Linked DNA regions of Mus musculus: regions 1, 2 and 3 are each linked to region 4. A link is a loop called in an ENCODE intact Hi-C map of the cell type or tissue named here. Cell type or tissue: left cerebral cortex. All regions are shown on one strand.

The links. A loop is a pair of places that touch in the nucleus more often than their neighbours do. Peaks named below come from ENCODE experiments on the same cell type or tissue, not always from the same donor. Only the 100,000 strongest peaks of a DNase experiment are listed, where the experiment ranks them.
Region 1: it touches region 4 in a loop (5-fold over the local background); 2 of 42 quality-filtered maps call a loop at or near these places.
Region 2: a loop joins it to region 4, with 7 times the contacts of the local background. A loop is called at or near these places in 13 of 42 quality-filtered maps.
Region 3: it touches region 4 in a loop (3-fold over the local background); 2 of 42 quality-filtered maps call a loop at or near these places.

What each region holds. Positions count from the first base shown.
Region 1 is chr2:11,290,037-11,295,036 of GRCm38, forward strand. Prkcq (protein kinase C, theta) reads left to right here. Exons shown (of 18, transcript NM_008859.2): 16 at 353-541. Among named protein-coding and RNA genes, the nearest start is that of Gm13293, 47 kb to the right of the region's middle. In left cerebral cortex, no CTCF peak of the experiment used is centred here; no DNase peak of the experiment used is centred here.
Region 2 is chr2:11,057,726-11,062,725 of GRCm38, forward strand. It overlaps Gm13264 (a long non-coding RNA gene), which reads left to right. Exons shown (of 4, transcript XR_374005.3): 4 at 697-2,404. Among named protein-coding and RNA genes, the nearest start is that of Gm13264, 23 kb to the left of the region's middle. In left cerebral cortex, CTCF peaks have their summits at 2,158 (motif pointing left) and 2,363; a DNase peak (open chromatin) is centred at 2,155.
Region 3 is chr2:11,317,442-11,322,441 of GRCm38, forward strand. No RefSeq gene overlaps it. Among named protein-coding and RNA genes, the nearest start is that of Gm13293, 20 kb to the right of the region's middle. In left cerebral cortex, a CTCF peak has its summit at 3,037 (motif pointing left); a DNase peak (open chromatin) is centred at 3,018.
Region 4 is chr2:10,364,537-10,369,536 of GRCm38, forward strand. It overlaps Gm13261 (a long non-coding RNA gene), which reads right to left and starts at 587. Exons shown (of 4, transcript XR_001783229.2): 1 at 559-587. RefSeq lists a cis regulatory region at 570-841. In left cerebral cortex, a CTCF peak has its summit at 1,900 (motif pointing right); a DNase peak (open chromatin) is centred at 1,983.

The DNA.
Region 1 (5,000 bases), 930 kb after region 4:
CATAGCACAGATGGGAAAATAAAAGCTACAGGCTTGCTTCAGTCATTGCACTCAACGCCAATGAGAAAAATGCAAAGTGAGACTCTGAAGTGTTTACTTACAGGCAGAAACTTGGTCATGGCGGAGCCATTTCGAACCGGCGCTTGCCAGAAGATAGCGTCCTCAGTCGAGCCTGTAGATCACGACAGCCAGTCATTTATTTACCTTCAGCCTTGGAAGCGTGATCAGTCGTCAGGCGTACGTACTGATGATGCTCTGTGTTATCAGTCGTCAGATGTACGTACGTACTGATGATGCTCTGCTTTCGTCAGACGTACGTACTAATGATGCTCTCTCTGCCTTCGCCGTGCAGATCTTGCTGGGTCAGAAGTACAACCATTCCGTCGACTGGTGGTCCTTCGGGGTGCTCGTTTATGAGATGCTGATTGGCCAGTCCCCCTTCCACGGGCAGGACGAGGAGGAGCTGTTCCACTCCATCCGCATGGACAACCCCTTCTACCCGAGGTGGCTCGAAAGGGAGGCCAAGGACCTTCTAGTGAAGGTAAGACCTGAAGCCAAAGCCTGGGGCGCGCGTGGCTCACGGGGCGAGCGCCGCCCTGAAGTGTCCCCCAGCATTAGGAAGACAAGGCTGCAGAGATGGCTCAGTGTTTAAGAGCAATGACAGCTCTTCTAGAGGTCGTGAGTTCAATTCCCACCAACCACATGGCGGCTCACAACCATCTGCAATGAGATCCGATGCCTCTACTGTTACGTTTGAAGACAGCTACAGTGTACTCATGTAAATAAAATATATAAGTAATTTTTTTAAGTGACGGCAAGAGGAAGGAAGTAAAGCAAATCCTCTTTCCATCACTTTTAAGAGAAATGTCAAGGCAGGCTTGGTGACTCTGGCTCTTTAAGCAATCCCAGTACATGGCTTACTGCATCCTTTGTTTCCTATATGCAATACCTCTTTGGCCAGTGCGTCCTCCATCCCTGTTTGAACCTTCAGCAGGATGCAGACATCTCTGTTCTCTCCAGTGAAAGACAACCCTCTTAGGTCACAAACATCTTCTCATCGAGAAGCTGAAAGCATGGAGCCCGAGGCCCCAGTCAGCCTGTCAGACTCCTTGTGCATGCAAGCCTGCCACCCACCTCTGTCAGAGTTCTGGCCTGTGGAGGAGGGTTTACAGTCACACTGAGGTCATCTGCGACCTAGTTCTCTACCCTTTCAACTCTTGGGTCTCTGCTCAGGCCCGTAGTGATATAGTATTATAATACATGTAATAACAAGCACACGTGTTAGTATACATATATATCATATACACACATACACATATACATATATACTTATAGACAGCCTGAGTTCATTATGCATTATTAACCAATGAGACATCTCTCCAGCCCCTATTAATGAATTTTAAATCAAAATTTTGAAAGCATTTCAATGGATGGGATACAGTTCAGTGACAGGGTTCTTGTTTTTTTGTTTTGTTTTAAGCATACAAAGGTTCTAGTTTTCCCTCTCAGTACCAAAGCAAGGAGAGAGAGAAGGAAAGAAGGAAAGAAAGGGAAAGAAAAGAAGGAAAAAAGCAAGAGATTCCAAGACTCATCTTTCTCACTACTTGGCTTTTTTCCCCCTTGTGAAGAACTATTTAGGATTAAATCGAAAAGACTTTGTACTTCCATGTCTCTAAGGCAAGTGACAACTTGTCTGAGGTATTAGACATTTGGAAGCGACTCCAGAGCTCTCCCTGAGAATCAGGACCTCGAATCAGAGAGGCAGTGACAAAGCCTCATAGGAAACTCGGCCCGAGGTTAATAGAAGTAGGTATTTAGAATCCAGCTTGCACCTTCTGACTATGAGCCAAGCAAGCACCGAGCCCAGAAAACTCCCTGAATGGCCAATTAGATTCACTTTTAATGAGCAAACAAAACACACATAGAATAAAAGCTAATTTAAAAACTAGTTGTTGTTGTTTTTTTTTTTTTTTAAAGATGACAGAGGCAAAAAGAAGCTAGTGGGGTTTAAATGCACACAGTCTCACTTTACGTAAAGGCAAGTTCAAATTTCATGACAGTCAGAACGTTTTTCTTCACACTTGGCTCTGTGAAGAGCTCAAAGTGAATTGAACATGTCAGCTACAGATGCCATAACAAAACATACCCAGACTAATCAGACAATTTCTTTCTCACCATTTCTTAACTGCTTGGCACGCTGTCAGATGGCAAAGTGCACACAGATCAGATCCCCCTGCCTCCAGCAAGCTGGACTTATTGCACACTGGAATACACAGATGCATCTTACACAGCAGACAATTATTTCTTACCATTCTGGAGGTTACACATCCAAGATTAAGGTCCATCAGGGTCAGTTCTTGGTCCTGGCTCTCTTCGTAGAGAGATCTTGCTCTATCTGGAGGAGTGAGCTGAGAAAAGACTCTAGGGTCTCTCTCTTTCCTTCCTTCCTTCCTTCCTTCCTTCCTTCCTTCCTTTCTTTTTTTCTTTCTTTCTTTCTTTCTTCCTCTCTCTCTCTCTCTCTCTCTCTCTCTCTCTCTCTCTCTCTCTTTCTTATTTGGGTTTTTTAAAACAAGTTTTCTCTGTGTAGCCCTGGCTGTTCCTGGAACTTGCTCTGTAAACCAGGCTGGCCTTGAACTCAGACCCCCATGCCTCTGATCCGAGAGTACTGGGATTAAAGGCCTTGAGTGGCCACGACCAACTCATTCTTTTTTTCTTGTTTGTTTTTGTTTTTTGTTTGTTTGTTTGTTTCGAGACAAAGTTTCTCTGTGTAGCCCTGGCTGTCCTAGAACTCACTCTGTAGACCAGGCTGCCCTTGAACTCAGAGATCTGCCTGCCTCTGCCTCCCGAGTGCTGGAATTAAAGGCGTGCGCCACCACTGCCCAGCTTATTTTTAAGGACACTAATCTAAGGAGGTTAGAGCTCCAGCCCCGTGGCCTCATCTAACCTTCACCAGTTCCACAAAGTCCCTCTCCGCAGTCACACTAGAGTCAGGACTTCAATATATGACTTTTGAGGGGTTTATCACTCAGTCTCTAGCATGACAGCTATCTTGAGGTACCAAGACCAACAGAACTTTCTGGAAAAAGAGAAATGAAGACCCTTGTTCTTCCGGCCATCAGGAGCCTGTCAGTCAGAGAAGTCATCAGACGGGGCCCGAAGTTATTTGCAATGCCCCAACACTGTGGATGTTCCATAGCCAGCCTTCCCACTGTGCCTTCCAAATTCGCGGTCCCCCTCAGGGTCTGGGACGTTGCCAGGAATAGGTAAAGTAGAGACAGGCAGGCAGGCAGAACCAGGAGTAACTTATGGAGGAAAGCTGGGGGAGGGGACGGGCTAGTTGCCAAGCTAAGGATTGAGAAAGAGGAAAGGGTCACTTCTAAAAAACGGAAATGGAGAATGTGTAACAGACACCCACGCCACAATGAAAGGGCAAGAGAATTGATACCTCACGACCGCTGCTGCGTGAATTATAGATCCCAAAGGCAAAAAGTTTCATCCCGAGGGTGGGCGCTCTCAGGAACCAATCATGGTGGCCGGTGTGGAGGAATGGGAGGAGCGGGTATGCAGGCGCCGAGCAAGGGACCAATCAAGCTGGCTGGTCCAGAGGTGTGAATAGCAGGAAGGAAGGAAGGAACCTTTCTTCATTCCAAACAACTAAAAACTTAAAAAAATAGCCAGGTGAGGGCTGGAGAGATGGCTCAGCGGTTAAGAGCACCGACTGCTCTTCCGAAGGTCCTGAGTTCAATCCCTCTTCTGGAGTGTCTGAAGACAGCTACGGTGTACTTACATATAATAAATAAATAAATCTTAAAAAATAAAAAATAGCCAGGTGAGGTGCTACACACTTCAAATCCTAAAGCTGGGGAACGTGGAAACAGGGGCTTGCTGGCCAGAGGGCCTAGCAGGGACTGATAAGCACTAGGCCTAGTGCCGCAAAAAAAAAAAAAAAAAAAAAAAAAAAAAAAAAGGCATTGGAGAGATGCTCTCGGGGGTTAAGGGCACCCTCTTGCAGAGGACCTGAGATTCAGTTCCCAGCACCATAATGGTGACTCACAACTGTCTAGCTCCAGTTCCAGGGATCTGCCACCTTCTTCTGACCTTCACAGGCACCAGGCACACATGTGGTAAACAGACATACATGCAAATCAAACACTCAAACACATAAAATAAAACTTAGTGATAAAAGGGTTTGTTTTTTTTAAGTAAATAAAACCAGGATGGAGACACCTGAAAAAGAACACGGAAGGTTAACCTCTGGTGTGCACATATTATGCACACACCACATGTATGCACAAACCACATATATACACACATACTTGTACACTCATAAAAGGAAAACTTAAAAGCAGAAGGGTTTTATGTAGGGTTGGCATGGCTCAGCAGGTAGAGGCAGTCTCCCCAGAGCCTAGTGACTTGAGATTAATAACCAGGGATCAAATGGTGGATGGAGAGAATTGAGTCACGTGCAACAAATAAGTAAATAAATGAATAAATGTAAAAACAAAACTAAATATAAGATTAAATGCCACGCAAATACAAAAACAAAAATAAACATTTATGCATAGTATCAGTAGCAGGAGAAAGGCATCCCATAAGGATAAGTGATGAACTAGTGGGATAGATCAGAGATGAAGGCACTAAAGGCTAAAAGTGGAGAAGGACTCCAGGCAAAATGGTCTGAAAGTCACTTGGAAGCTTTTGTGATTTCTGACATTGGTTAAAAAGAAAACTTGTGCCTCTTGGGCACACATAGTCCGCTGAACAACCACATGTCAGGAGAGGCTGTGCTCTGTCAGGAGTTACAGCTGGGTTGCAGCTGTCCAGTTGCCTGGTGTCAAAGTGAAAAGCAAGCTCCCTTTCTCCCCCATTTATTTATCCAGGACATCCGGTCCTTGTGTTTGAAAAGGATGGGAAAGTGCTGCTCTTAAACAGAAATTCATCTCCCTTTTCACAAGACCATGTGTTCTGAGGAGGGAGTCGGGAGGGAGGATAGGATCCAG
Region 2 (5,000 bases), 690 kb after region 4:
TCTTCTGGTGTGTCTGAAGATAGCTACAGTGTACTTACATATAATAATAAATCTTTAAATAAATCTTTAAATAAATAAATAAAACTCTTAACAACATAGGCAGAGAAGGCTCTTAACTCCATATAGACTGTGTGGAATAACACAGAGATAACATTATAGTCAACACAAAACCCCTCAGAATACACACATTCCCATTCTAACCATTTTTCTTCCACATAATACCAGAAGGCCTGGCAAGAACAACTAAACAAGAAAAATAAATAAACAAATAAATTTAAAACACCCAATTCAGAGAAAAAGGTACAACTGTTTCTGATGACAGAATCATGCACATAGAAAATTCTAGAGATTCAGCCAAGAAACTTAGAACTACTACATTTAGTAAGTTATAGTAAAAAAAATATATATATATCATGCAAAATAGTTTCATCTCTCCACATAAATAATAAAATACTGAAAGGGAACATTTTAAAATGCAATTCCAGTATCAACAAAGACTAGGAAAAACTTAACCAGAAAGGTAGAAGACTCATAGACTTGAATATTGTAAAATGTTGATAAAGGAAATCACAGAAGACAGATATATCATGCCATTAAAGATTAGAATAATTAATATTGTTTAGATGTCCGTGCTATCCTCAAAGTCCTACAAATTTAATACAATTTCTAACAAAATTACCAATTATATGTTTACAGACAAAAAGAGATTGACTCTAAAATTCTAAAATATGGACCTACAGAAGACCCCAAATAGACAAAGAAGTCTTGCTCAAGAAGAACTAACTAGGGGCTGTGAATGTAGGTCATTTGTTACTGTTTGCCTAGCATGCTCAAAGCCCAGTACCTCATAAAGCAGGTATGTGGCTAGTGGCACCAGTCTGTCATCCCCAGCACCCTGGAGGAAGAGCCACGGGAAGTTCAAGCTCAACTGTCACTGCAAAGCTACCTTCAGGGTAGCTTGAGATACACGAGACCAAGAAGCGCCACACTTCCTAATTTTAACGTACATTACAAAAACATTACAAAGCTACATTGTCAACAACAGTATGTCACCGGCATAAAAATGGGCACATACAACAGTGGAAGAGCATAAAAAGCACAGAAATAAATTCCTATGGCTCTCGTCAGCTGATCTTCAACAAAGATGCCATACGGTGAAGGAAGCAGTCTGTCACCTGGAGGTTTATCAGTTGGCGTTCTTGAGGCAAACTCTCCCTGGTCAGAGTAAGAGGAGAAAAGCAGACTCCTTGTGATGTACACTAACATACACATGAACGCAGGAGCCCCTCTTCATACTACACATGAACACAGGAACCCCACAAGACACAAAACTCGAAGAAGGGCCAGATGACTGTGACAGATCTCCCACTTCATGGGGCAAGGGAAGCAATTTTAGGAGAGTAAATGATTTCTGGTGAAAATGAATAAAAAAAGAACAAAACAAAACAAAAATTAGAAAACAGAACATAGCCTGGGACCAAGCTCTTCAGAGGTGCAAACCGCGCTGGGGGCACAATGGAGCAACACTCAAGAAGCACTCCAGTGACAGCCTTTCAGGAGACCAATGGTGCATCTCTCCAGGAGGATGTGCCAACCACCCACCCATCCCCGATCTCTTTTGTACTGATTTATCTTCCCTGATAACGCAGTTTCGAGGAGAGAATTGACCATTCTCCACATCTCTTGGGATATCTCCATTTAGAAAATAAGGGGACATGGAAGTCAGAGCCGGAGATAAATGATCTCGCACGTGTTAACTTGGGTGAGTCTTGCAAAGATTCTGGGGTACAGACAAACATACAATTCCAATTCAGCTGAGGTTAAGCGGCATAGCCAAGGTTACCCCATGAACATCAGCTTGAGCCTGGTTGATTCCAAAATCACTTGATTTCCCATTCTAAAGTATCAAATAGCGTGTTTTCGAGTTGTGTGATTTGTGGGGCTCTGCGTTCATGTATCTTGATTTCTGTCCTCTCCCCATGGCTTCATAAACGTGTATATTGAGTTTTCTCACCATTGATATAATAAGAGTAAATGGCTTCATAATGAGAGTGTTAAACTATTATTGTGTTTTTGCGCTTTGCCTTAAGGCTATGTGCGGATGGCCCTAGTAACACAAGGCAGGAATCTTGAATTAATTTCTGCTGCCCTCTTGTGTCAGAGACTAGCAACGACGCCCTAGGAGGAAACGGGTACCTTGGCTTCGGTCTAATTTCTTTCCTTTTATTCATGGAGGGATCATGCCACTCTGAGAGAAGAAGTCTGAATTCTAAAATTTGATCTGTTCCAGAGAATCTTGGCTCACACGAAACACTCAGTAAAAGAGAAAAGAATGTGACTGTTTCCTTAAAACCAACCATTTCAGTATGTAATGGAATAAAATTAAATCAATACAACGCAATGCAATAAGCCTTCTTTGTCTCCTGCCTTCCATACAAACTGCCTCAAATCGGTTTCCAGTCCTAAGTAATGGCTTTTATTGAGTTACTGACAACTCCCTAAGGAAACCTGAGGAAATACTGGGCTCTGATAGGCTCTTATAGGGAATACTGGGCACTGATAGAGCTGATAGAGAATAGTGAGCTCTGATAGGGAGCACTGGGCTCTGATGGAGAGCACTGGGCTCTGATAGGGAGCACTGGGCTCTGATGGGAAGCACTGGGCTCTGATGGGGAGCACTGGGCTCTGATGGGGAGCACTGGGCTCTGATAGGGAGCACTGGGCTCTGATGGGGAGCACTGGGCTCTGATGGGGAGCACTGGGCTCTGATGGGAGCACTGGGCTCTGATGGGGAGCACTGGGCTCTGATGGGGAGCACCGGGCTCTGATGGGGAGCACCGGGCTCTGATGGGGAGAACTGGGCTCTGATGGGGAGAACTGGGCTCTGATGGGGAGCACTGGGCTCTGATGGGGAGAACTGGGCTCTGATGGGGAGAACTGGGCTCTGATGGGGAGCACTGGGCTCTGATGGGGAGCACTGGGCTCTGATGGGGAGCACTGGACTCTGATGGGGAGAACTTGGCTCTGAAAGGGAGAACTGGGTTCTGATGGGCTCTTATTTTTATCAGAGTGACAGTCTCTGTATCAGAAATGCAGGTGGATCTACCAATTTCTCCTTGGTCTGTCTCTGATAGGCCTTCACATTAGTTATATTGCTTTTTATTTATAATATTATTTATGGTGTTTATCATTCAGCACTTCAAAAGTACCTTCATCTTGAAGAGAAACTTGGATGAGTGACTTTTCTTTAAAACATTAAAGTCACCAATTTTAGGTGAGGGAGAGGTGTCTCAGTGACTAGGGTATATATGGCTCTTACACCGGACCCAAGTTTGATTTCCAGTACTCACGTGGTTCACAGCCACCTGTAACTTCGGCTTTGGTCAGCTCTGCAGACGCCTGCACTCACGTGCACACAGCTGCACACGTACAAATTTAAAAATAATTAATCCTTTAAAACTTCCCACTTTTAGCCTCCTGAGAAACAGGTGTTACATACACATCATATTTACTTTAAAAATTAATTTTTTTATATTTAAAAAGGATGCATTGATACATTAGATTATTGGGGGCTTCTTTGTTGTTATTGTTACTGTTGCTGCTGTTGAATGGTGGTTTTCTTTTGAGAAAAATCACACACACACACACACACACACACACACACACACACACACGCACGCACGCGCGGCTGTCCCAAATCAAATGCCAAATTACTTTTGTTTTTCCATTTCCCTTACTGTCTCTAAATGCCTCACCCAATTACTGCTAACACAGCTCTGCAGGTTGCTCCACCTGAAAAGCTTAGATCCAGCTCTATTACTTAAAGTGTGCACAGCAGAAGAATACCATGAAACAGAAAATGTCTATAAGCTGCGTGTGTCACCAAGGTGTCATTGTCTCTCTAAAGAAAAGAGTGCTTCCAGCAGGGAGATGAACGGACATATTCACCCTAGCCTGGTTCAACTGTTCTTTCTCCCTCTTGGTCGGAAAGATTGGTAACTTTCTTCAAATGGCAGGACTTTCAAAGAATGCAATCAATTTTGGAGTTAAGTCCTTGGTTAAACTGTATCATCTAATATGGTAGCCCTTCACCACATACAGTTGCCTAATTTTAAACTGATCAAAATTAAACTAAACTCTGGAGTCGGTCATGCCTATAACCCTAGCACTCAGGAATCTGGAGCTACTTGTTTTGGGCCCAACCTGAGCAACATAGTGAGTTCCAGGCTAGCCTGAACTACAAAGTGAGGTCTTATCACAACAAACAAACAAACTTCAGCTTCGCAGTGGCTTACAGCATATTTCAAGTGCTCAATAGCCACCTGTGGCATTGGGCTATAATCTTGGCTAACACAGCTATGGAACGCTGATGATGCAGCTCAGCCTAAAATGCACGAGGCCCTCAACTAGGTAAATCCTTAGGAGCATATAAGCTGGGCACAGTGGTTCCACCTGCAGTCTGCAGTTAGGAGGCAGAAGCACCTGCAGTCTGCAGTTAGGAGGCAGAAGCACCTGCAGTCTGCAGTTAGGAGGCAGAAGCACCTGCAGTCTGCAGTTAGGAGGCAGAAGCACCTGCAGTCTGCAGTTAGGAGGCGGAAGCACCTGCAGTCTGCAGTTAGGAGGCGGAAGCACCTGCAGTGTGCAGTTAGGAGGCGGAAGCACCTGCAGTCTGCAGTTAGGAGGCAGAAGCACCTGCAGTGTGCAGTTAGGAGGCGGAAGCACGTGCAGTCTGCAGTTAGGAGGAGGAAGCACCTGCAGTCTGCAGTTAGGAGGCAGAAGCACCTGCAGTCTGCAGTTAGGAGGCAGAAGCACCTGCAGTCTGCAGTTAGGAGGCAGAAGCACCTGCAGTCTGCAGTTAGGAGGCAGAAGCAGAAGTTCAAGTGCGTCCTCAACTGTATACCAACTTTGAGACTACATGAGACTCTACTTAAAATTTTTAAATTAAAAATAATAATTACACAGAGAGACAGACAGACACAGAGAAAGACAGAGAGCCTTTC
Region 3 (5,000 bases), 950 kb after region 4:
GAGTTGCAGGTGGTTTTGAGCCACTTGGTGTGGATGCTGGGAACTGAACTCAAGTTCTGTTGCAACAGCTGCAAGTGTTCCTAACCACTGACTTTGCTCTCCAGGCCACAGTTGGGGGTTCAAATGCAGCTTTTCAGCCTACACTGGGGTTACTAAAACATATTGCTAACCTGAGTCAAGAAACCTCTGTGGATGAAAGAAGACAGCTAGATGGATAGGTGATAGATAGATAGATAGATAGATAGATAGATAGATAGATAGATAGATAGATAAGATGATAGACAGGCAGATAGATAGATAGATAATAGGCAGATGATGGATAAATAGATGGATAGATGGATAGATAGATAGATAGATAGATAGATAGATAGATAGATAGATAGATAGGCAGGCAGGCAGGCAGGCAGGCAGGCAGGCAGGCAGGCAGGCAGGCAGGCAGGCAGACAGACAGACAGACAGACAGACAGACAGACAGACAGATAGATGGATAGATAGATAAATAGACAGGCAGATAGATAGATAGGCAGATAGATAGATAGGCAGATAGATAGATAGATAGATAGATAGATAGATAGATAGATAGATAGATAGATAGATGATAGACAGATACATGCATTGTATACATACATACATACATACATACATACATACATACATACATACATACATACATACGTGATAGGTAGGTAATAGATAACTTAAATCCGTGGGAGGCTAAAAGTTCCTTGGATCTAAATCAACACTAAACCATAACTCCTTTATCAGAGGCATTTAAAGGTTTTCACATGAAGAATTAACTCATTTATCTTCAATCTTCCCGCTAACCTCTGTGATTCTGTAAGTAGCCGTGAGAGTTCAGATGGAAAGTCCTGGGTCCTCCTGACCTCCATTCCAGGGATTGGATGAGGGCAGAGAGGGTTGTGTTAATAGTGGCAGGAAGTGGGAGTTGCTGGCAAGAAAGGAAGATTAAAAAAAAAAAAAAAGAACAGAAACAAAGAAGGCATCATCTTTGCTCTGCTCCTGCCTTGTCTGAGGGGAACGGGGTGACCTGTGGCTCAGAGGAGAACACAGGTCCTCACAGTGTCTAAATGTCCTGATTAGCTTGAACTGTCAATGACAAACAGCCTAGGGTCATCTGAGAAGGGAGTCTCAACTGAAGGCTTGCCCAGATTAGACCAGCCTGTGACCCTGACTTGGTGGGGGAAGGGGGGAGGCAGGGGTGTCTTGATTGTTAGTTGAAACATAGTTTTTCTGGTAGTGTCTTAAATGTAAACAATGCATAATCGACGTAAAAAGCAAGGACCTTGTTCTTTGAGAAATGGCTCTGGCTGCCTGATATGCTTTCAGAACAGACAAATTTGGAAGAAACATAGGGGCCTCATACCACATGAAAACAGCTGTCTGGGAGCCAGTGAAGGTCCTGAAAAAGAGGTCAGGGACAAGAAGTCAGGCACTTAAGTGATAGTACAAAGGACCCTCAAATTCCCTGACACTAGACAGGCAAGGAGTGTGGGGTGAGAACAGGAAGAACTCCAAGTACCAGAAATGGTCACTTCCTCCTCGACCAAGAGTCCTAGTTGCTCACCTGGCCATTCATCTGGCCACTTCATGTCCAGCTGAGGTGTCAGAGGAAGTTCAAGGACTTAACCAAGCACCAGGGAAGAGGTCAGAACAAGCATGAATGGATCAAGAGACTGACAATGCACTGAGAAACTAGAATTGTGTTGTGCAGGGGGTGAGGGTGGGGATGGGGGTGGGAAAGTGGATGGAGTGCACATGTGTGTGCTTATGTGGACATCAGAGAACAACCTTAGGTGATATTTCTCGGGCATTTGGTACTTTTTGTTTGACACGAGGTCTCTTCTCTCATTTGGCCTGGAACTTCACCAAGCAGACTAGGCTAGCTGGGTGTAATGGTTACTCCTGGTTGTCAACTAGAGTATATCTGGAATGAGCTACAATCCAGAATTGGAAGGCTGAGAGATACAAGTTTCTGACCTGGATCTTAGCATGGAGATCTTGAGGCATAGTGGCTATGAATCCCAGGAGACTAAGGCAAGGAGATCTCTGAGTTCAAGGTCATCCTGAAACAAAAGAAGTCCCAGATCCAGGTCTGGTGACACTCACCTTTAATCTGGGCCACACCTTCTGCTGGAGACCTACATAAGGACACTGAAAGAGGGAAGATTCACTCTTCTTCGCCTACTTGCATTGACTTGCCAACACATCTGTTGGATCTGCTAGCTTTGTGGGACTGAGCAACTACTAGATCCTTGGACTCCCCATTCACAGCTGACCATTGTTGGGGAGTTGGACTACAGACTCTAAGTCATCATAACAAATCCCCTTAATATATAGACACTATCCATAAGTTCTGTGACTCTAGAGAACCCTGACTAAGACACTGGACCAGGAGTTCCAGGGTCTAATGTGCCTGCCTCCTGCCTTGACACCACTGCGATTACAAACACATGTCGCCATGTCTGGCTTTTTACACAGGCACTGGAGACCGCACTCAGGTTCCAATGCTTTCTCAGTGAAGTCGCCTTCTCAGTCCCAGAGTAACCTTAAATTGCATATATTCCAACTGAGAACAATCACTCAGTTACCGCAAGTCTAATTCTGAACTACCAAAATGAAATCCAGAGGGAAGATAATTTCTCTGCAGGATGTGTAGCCACCGCCACATAGTCTATCTTTGCTGAATTTTGTTTTGTTGTGTTTCCACTGCTTCGGGCTGTGAGAAGCTTAGGATGTTCTACCAAAGATAAAAATCTGAAAACCAAGTGGAAACTCTCAAGTCCCTGGGTGTTTGTTCAGATTTCAGGTTGATATTTCGAAACACCCGCAGGTGACAGCCACCCTCAGAAAGTAGAAACTGCTCAAGTTTCTTCTAAAACTGTAGTTTTTCTCCACAGCTCACTCCCTTCCCACCCCTCCGAATATAAGGCCATCATTCTTGTCATGGGCGATGCCTTTGCATAAGGGTTCCACTGACGGGCCTTGTGCTTTGTGGTTCAGTAGCGACCTCTAGTGTCTGCCAGGAAGGAACTGAATGCTCTTCAGCTTTCTGGAAATGCGTTTCCTACAGAAAAACAAAAAAGACTTGAGCACAGATTACTTAGTTTAGAGGTCAAGAAAGTAACAAGCGACTACAGAGATAGTGCTGTTGATACGCTGCTTTCCCCGAGAGCACAAAAACCTATGTTTGACCCCAGGCCCCACCTTAAAGAAAATGGGGTTGTGTGGAGAAACATGGTGTGACTGGAATCCCTGGCTCTTCTTCCAAATGACCCAGGTTTGGTTCCTAGCAGCCACATGGCAGCCAACAACTGTCTAGAATCCGCTTCAGGTCATGGTCCCTCTTCTGTCCTCTAAGAGCACACAACACCCAGGGGTGCACGGACACGTGCCGATAAGACATCCACACACATAACAAATAATTTCCAGCTGGGTGTGGTGGGGTGCACACGTAATCCCAGCAGAGAGAGATGAATCCCTGAGACTCACTGGCCAATCAGCCTAGACTGTCTGGAGAGTTGAAGCTAGTGGGAGACCCTGCCTCAAAGAATTAAAGATAGACAGAACCTATGGAACAATACCAGATGTCCCCACATGCACATGTGTGTGTGTACACAGAAGGAAGGAAGGAAGGAAGGAAGGAAGGAAGGAAGGAAGGAAGGAAGGAAGGAAGGAAGGAAACAACCAAAGAGGATTATTCAAGGAAAGCCAGAAGCACATGGTGTCAGCAGAGTGAAAAACAGAATTCTTCACTGTTTAGAGTTATTGGGCTAAACATTGAAAGGCGGCAACTGTCTGAGATTATTGGTGAGTGAGCACAGACATTTTTCTGAGTGACGGAGATAGAAGCCAACCTGGACTTTGTCAAAAAGTGAACAGTGACATGGGAGAATAAAGTTTGAATGGACTGAAGCTGTGAGATGCTTGAAGTATCAGGCCAGCAGGCCAGCCAACATACAGGCCAAATATTCCATGGATGTGGAGGTTGCTCAGGTGGTAAAGTCTAATCTTACCGCACAGGTATAAGGACCTCAAGTCAATCACCAGGATCCACATTTTTAAAAAGCCCATGCAGGGAGGTACACATCTGTAGTCCCAGAACTGAAGTGAAGGCCCAATGATCGCTGGGGCTCACTGGGTAGACAGTCTTGCTGACTTAGTGAGCCCCAGGTTCATTGAGATGCTCTGCCCCAAAATGAAAGGCATAGAGAAGTTGAGGACAACACTCAACACTGATTCCTGGTTCGTGCATGTGTGCCATACATACATACATACATACATACATACATACATACTGTACTGGCTGGTTCTATGTGTCAACTTGACACAACCTGGAATTATCACAGAGAAAGGAGCTTCAGTTGAGGAAATGCCTCCATGAGATCCAACTGTAAGGCATTTTCTCAATTAGTGATCAAGGGAGAAAGGCCCCTTGTGGGTGGGACCATCTCTGGGCTGGTAATCTTAGTTCTATAAGAGAGCAGGCTGAGCAAGCCAGGGGAAGCAAGCCAGTAAAGAACATCCCTCTATGGCCTCTGCATCAGCTCCTGCTTCCTGACCTGCTTGAGTTCCAGTCCTGACTTCCTTGGTGATGAACAGCAGTATGGAAGTGTAAGCCGAATAAACCCTTTCCGCCCCAAGTGCTTCTTGGTCATGATGTTTGTGCAGGAATAGAAACCCTGACTAAGACACATACATACATACATACATACATACATACATACATACATACATACGCACATACATGCATACAATGCTTGGAGCCCTCTTTGTTTGACGGTCATGAAATTGCTCTGCTCATACGCACATTTTTCAGCTCCTCATGGAAATCTCTCCAAGTCATCTGGTAAATTTCTAATTTGTTTATTTTTATGCCTGGCTAGCCTACAGTAAATAATTATAGTTTTGCAGTCATTCCTTTGCTAATGGGCATTCAGGGTTTTTTTCCCATTCCTGCCTGCTGCTAACAATGTAGTAAT
Region 4 (5,000 bases):
TGCTCTCATTTATAGAACTGAATATTAAATTTTAATTTGGGAATTTAATGAAACTCTTCCACTTGTAGATTCCATAACAACGTTTTTCTATGATTTTATTTGGTTCTGGATAATTTAGTTAATTATACAGCTAAAAAGGAAGAGCATTTCAGTTGCTTGCCTACCGTGCAGGAAACTTTAGGTTCAAGCCCCAACAAAACAGATGTGCTGATCCACATCTGTAAGCCTAGCATTTGTAAAGTTCTGGAGGCGGGGGATAGTGTTGACTATATAATATAATAAGCGCGCATCTTGGGTTGTGTAAGACCCGGGCTCAAAAAACAAATACAACAACAACAAAACAAACAAGCAAGCAAGCAAACAAATAAAAACAAGAAGGAAGGAAGGGACAAAGGGAAGGGAAGAACACAGGAGTGATATGTGGTTTCTCATGTGTCTTCTGAACAAAGTGCTTTGTAGTATAGCCGGTTTAAGCTTATCTCCGAGTAGCGTACAAATAAGTGAGATTCAGAATATGGTTACTTTATTTGGCTTTGACAATTACCAGGGTGGAATCACCTCTAATTACTCTTTTAATTACTGGCCTGGCTACCTCCCAAGGGCTGTATCCCAGATACTTGCTGTTTCTCCTGGCCATGTGCTCATGGTTCCTCTCCCCTAATGGCGGCTTCCTCCTCCTCTCTTCCATGTTCTTCCTCCTTCTTTCCCGGTCTCTCCTCCTCCAATCAGGTCACTCCAAACCCACCTACCTCTAATCCCTCTGATGATTGGCTATAGCCAATTTTGTTTAACCAATAGTTTTAAACCAATGAGAACAAGGTTTGCACAACGGAATGTTACAACCGTAAGAAGCCATTTGTAGCGCTAGATCTTCCCGTATTAAAATTTTAGCATCAGAATACCTAGCAATAGAGTAAACCTCAACATTGCTTAATCCAGCTGGTAAAATTAACACTTTATGCTCATATGTTTGAACAAATACCATCCAACTTTTATATAATTCTTCTTTTCAAAAAAACCAGCCAAGATAGCCCCAGGTCATCTGTGGCCACGGCTCCTACCACACTTTGTCCCAGGTTTCAATTCCGGAGCCTTCTCCCATATAAAATGCCTTGTTACTTTCTCTGCTTTCTCTTTTCCATTTTGTGAGCTCCACGTGGCACCTTGTGGGATTGCTTACAGTTGATTTCCCCTTAATGGAATTTAAGTAGACACAGGACAATGTCTAGGACATTGGGAGTCTTCAGTAAGTGTTCGTGACTGAGTAGGTGTGAGTGTGTGCTGTTGCTGGCTGTTTGAGGTACTGGGACCTGAGCCCTGGGCCTGGTGCATGCTAAGTGACTATTGCAGGGTCACAACTGGAGCCTTGTCTTTAGTTTTCAGGTCTTCGAGAGTTTTCAGATCTAACTATAAATACTGACCTCCTCAATAAACTGGCTTAGGAAACTTTGGAAGAGTTCTTTCAAGACATGAACACAAGGTTGGCACCTCCAAGAACTTAACATGATAATCACAAATATTAAAAAAAACAAAACAAAACAAAAAAAACAAAACCCTCTTAAATGGCTGATAAAATAGTACTCCCTCAAAGAACTAGTTTAAATGATTCATTTTGAAAATTGGAAACAATTTTACTTTTCAAAGAACATCTGAGTACTTTATACACCTAACACTTAAAAGGATGCATGATTTGATAGGATTATTTCAGCTCTGTATGCACAGAGTTGTTGGCTCACTATCTTACATTAAACCCAGTCAGACCCACGTCTTCCCTTACTACTGATGCCTGTATTTGCCAATGTTCTTTCTATTACAAACAAACAAACAAACAAACAATAACAAAAAGACTAATTTTAAATTTTTCTAAGGCAAGTCAGTATTTGCTTCCAGTAGATGGCACTGCAGAGCAAGCCTTTATAGATGTAGTAATTTGTCCCTTTGATCATGAAAATCATTATTTATTCTGTTATGAGGTCATATAAAGAGCTTACACGGTGACACCAAACACATAAGGGACTTTGTACTGTGTTCTGTCACTGACATCTCATCTGTACACCTTAGCTGGGCACTTGCCAATATAGTGGACTCCCTGTTGCTGAAGTGACCCACCATGTATGAAACCACTTTTTGATATTGGATTTTACCTGCTTGTTTTAATTTGGTTGGCTTATTTTATATGTTCAGTGGGACTGCATACATTTTCACGGTGTCAAATTTGACCTCATTCAGGTTTGTTAACACACACAGGGGAAGGATAGTTCTAGAACCAGAAACAATATCCCTGACCTGTATGTGCACACACACACACACACACACACACACACACACACACACACACAGTGTTTCAGGTACAGGGACTTAGTTGGATCTCAGATTGTGTATCAAATGTCAACAATGTTTCTTAAAACCATTTAAAAGGAATGTCATACATGATATTGGCTGGTAGTTATTAAATGCTATCATATATAAAAACATACCTAGAAGAGTGTCTGGGGTAAATTAGGTATAAAATATCCACCTTGGAGCTGGGGATATGGCTTAGTTGGTAGTGTGCTTGCCTAAGATGCAAAAGACCCTGGGTTTGATCACAAGGACCTCATTAAAATCAGATGTGGTGCTGTTTGCCAGCACTGATCATCCTTTGGTATATAAGTGAGCTTAAGGTTAGCCCAGGCTATAAGAAATCCTATCTCAAAGTAAAAGCCCCTCTTTTTTTCTCCTCAGAGAGTAGAGGAATACAAAGGGCCAGAAGCAGAAAGCGAGCATCTATATCTTTCCACTTAATAGTACTTACCAAATAATCTTAGTAATCTTTCTGGATTCCAGCTCTCAAAATGGCTGGACCTGAGCCTTCAGGACAGGGAACAAGTTTTCCAAGAGAAAACATTGTGAAGTATGATGTATGCGTCACTGTCATCCTCCGGTGTTCAAGCCAATAGCTGTGAAAATCCTAAGTGATCTTTGTCCGAAGGATTTTCAGACTGACACTCTATAAGCAAGCTCTTAGCTTTTTCAGCAAGTTGTCCCATGACTTTCTAGGAACCATGTACTTTTAAAACATTTCGTTTATGCTTGCCCCTTCTTTCTTTCTTTCTTTCTTTCTTTCTTTCTTTCTTTCTTTCTTTCTTTCTCTCTCTCTCTCTCTCTCTCTCTCTCTCTCTCTCTCTCTCTCTCTCCCTCCCTCCCTCCCTCCCTCCCTCCCTTCCTTCCCCCTTTTTCTTTTTTTAAAAACTCTTGTCAAAGGAAACAGAAATGTCTCCCCCCCCCCCCCCCCAAGACAGGGTTTCTCTGTATAGCCCTGGCTGTCCTAGAACTCACTCTGTTAACCAGGCTGGCCTCAAACTCAGAAATCCGCCTGTCTCTGCCTCCGGAGTGCTGGGATTAAAGGTGTGCGCCACCATACCCGGTTCAGAAATGTCTTGAAATCACACAAGTAGCCATAGCAGTAAGGAATCTCTAAAATTTCTACAAATATATGAGATTATATGCAAATATATGAGGTGGTTATATTTTGTGGACATCACTATAATGAATGCATTAATAATTCTTTATCTATGTGAGGATGCTCTCTGTCTCCAGGTATTTTTCAAAAATCACCTTCATGACTGGTACTCTCACCTCACCCCTGGACATGCTAGAGGCAAGGTAAAACTTACACAGTCATGGTAACAATAGGAGGGAAGTCCAGAAAGAAAGACATATGATCCAAAGAATAACTTCCCAGGATAGTCAGGTGAAGAAGAGCCTATAGATCTGTTCACTTGATTTTTCTTTTCTCTCTTTCTGTGGCCCCGGAGTTTATGCTTTGCCCAACTGTGTGGAACTGGTAGTGATAGTGTCAGAATATTACAGAAAGCAATTTGTGGCTATGGGGTAAAGCAGACCACTAGATAATCTTTGGAGTCATAAAAGACTTTTAGGAACATCCAACCCTAACCCGGTGTGTTTATTTTAACTACAGGGGGAAACGCAGTTAGAGAGAGAAGCCGCTGGACTCCCAGAGGTAACACAGATAAGTAATGATAAAGCAGGGACCAAGGTCTCTTGATTCCTAGTACTTTGGCCAAGAACTGTAATGTTGACAAAGGACTGAAAAAGGAGAGAGAGAGAGAGAGAGAGAAAGAGAGAGAGAGAGAGAGAGAGAGAGAGAGAGAGAGAGAGAGAGAGAGAGAGAGAGAGAGAGAAGAGGAGAGAATGTAGACTTGGTGAGTTAGAAGGCTAATAGAGTGTTCTCTTATGTGGTCTAAGAGGAAACAAGTTTTGGGGTAAAGGTCCTTGGAAAGAGAAGATTGCACACATTTGTCAAATATTGGTTTTGGCTGTTAGCTCTCCTGCTTGTATGTAAGCTTCCATGACCTGCATCTTTAAGAAATATTTAGATACAAAGAGTCTGTGGAAAGTGGATTCTTCCTTGCTTTTGAAGGAAATGAGCATGTAAAAAAAAATGACTACATGCGGCTCAACAAATACACAACACTTATTTATTACTTATAACGCAACAAGATTTAAACCACTACATGCCTCTAATATAAATATAAACACACAGTTTTTTTTTTTAACCTTGTAAGTTCTCATGACATGATTCTTAGGAATTTACAGAATATAAAGGAGAAACTTTTCCTCTGTGAACTTTTCTAATTTTTTTCTGTGACATTAGAGAAATGGAAGAGCATATACATATCTTACAGTTAACAAAACTAATTTAATTACTTTTTAACACAGTGGTGAAATGAATGGCTTAGCCAGAATTTAGGAATGCAAGAGCATATATAGTCAGTGCTATCAGAGACTTATTTGAAGGGAGATTTTTCAGAAAGTGTTAATTATTTTTTAGTGAATCACTTAGTACTATTAATCGTGAGACTGAACATGACTTCTCCTGAGTTGGAGTGCATTTTGTCTTTGGAAAGGCAGTCTCTGCTTTCTCTACTTCTTTATTTCTTGGCAGTGGTTACTGTTTTATTGATTTGGAGTGGGTCCCGCATTTGGAGTCACACATC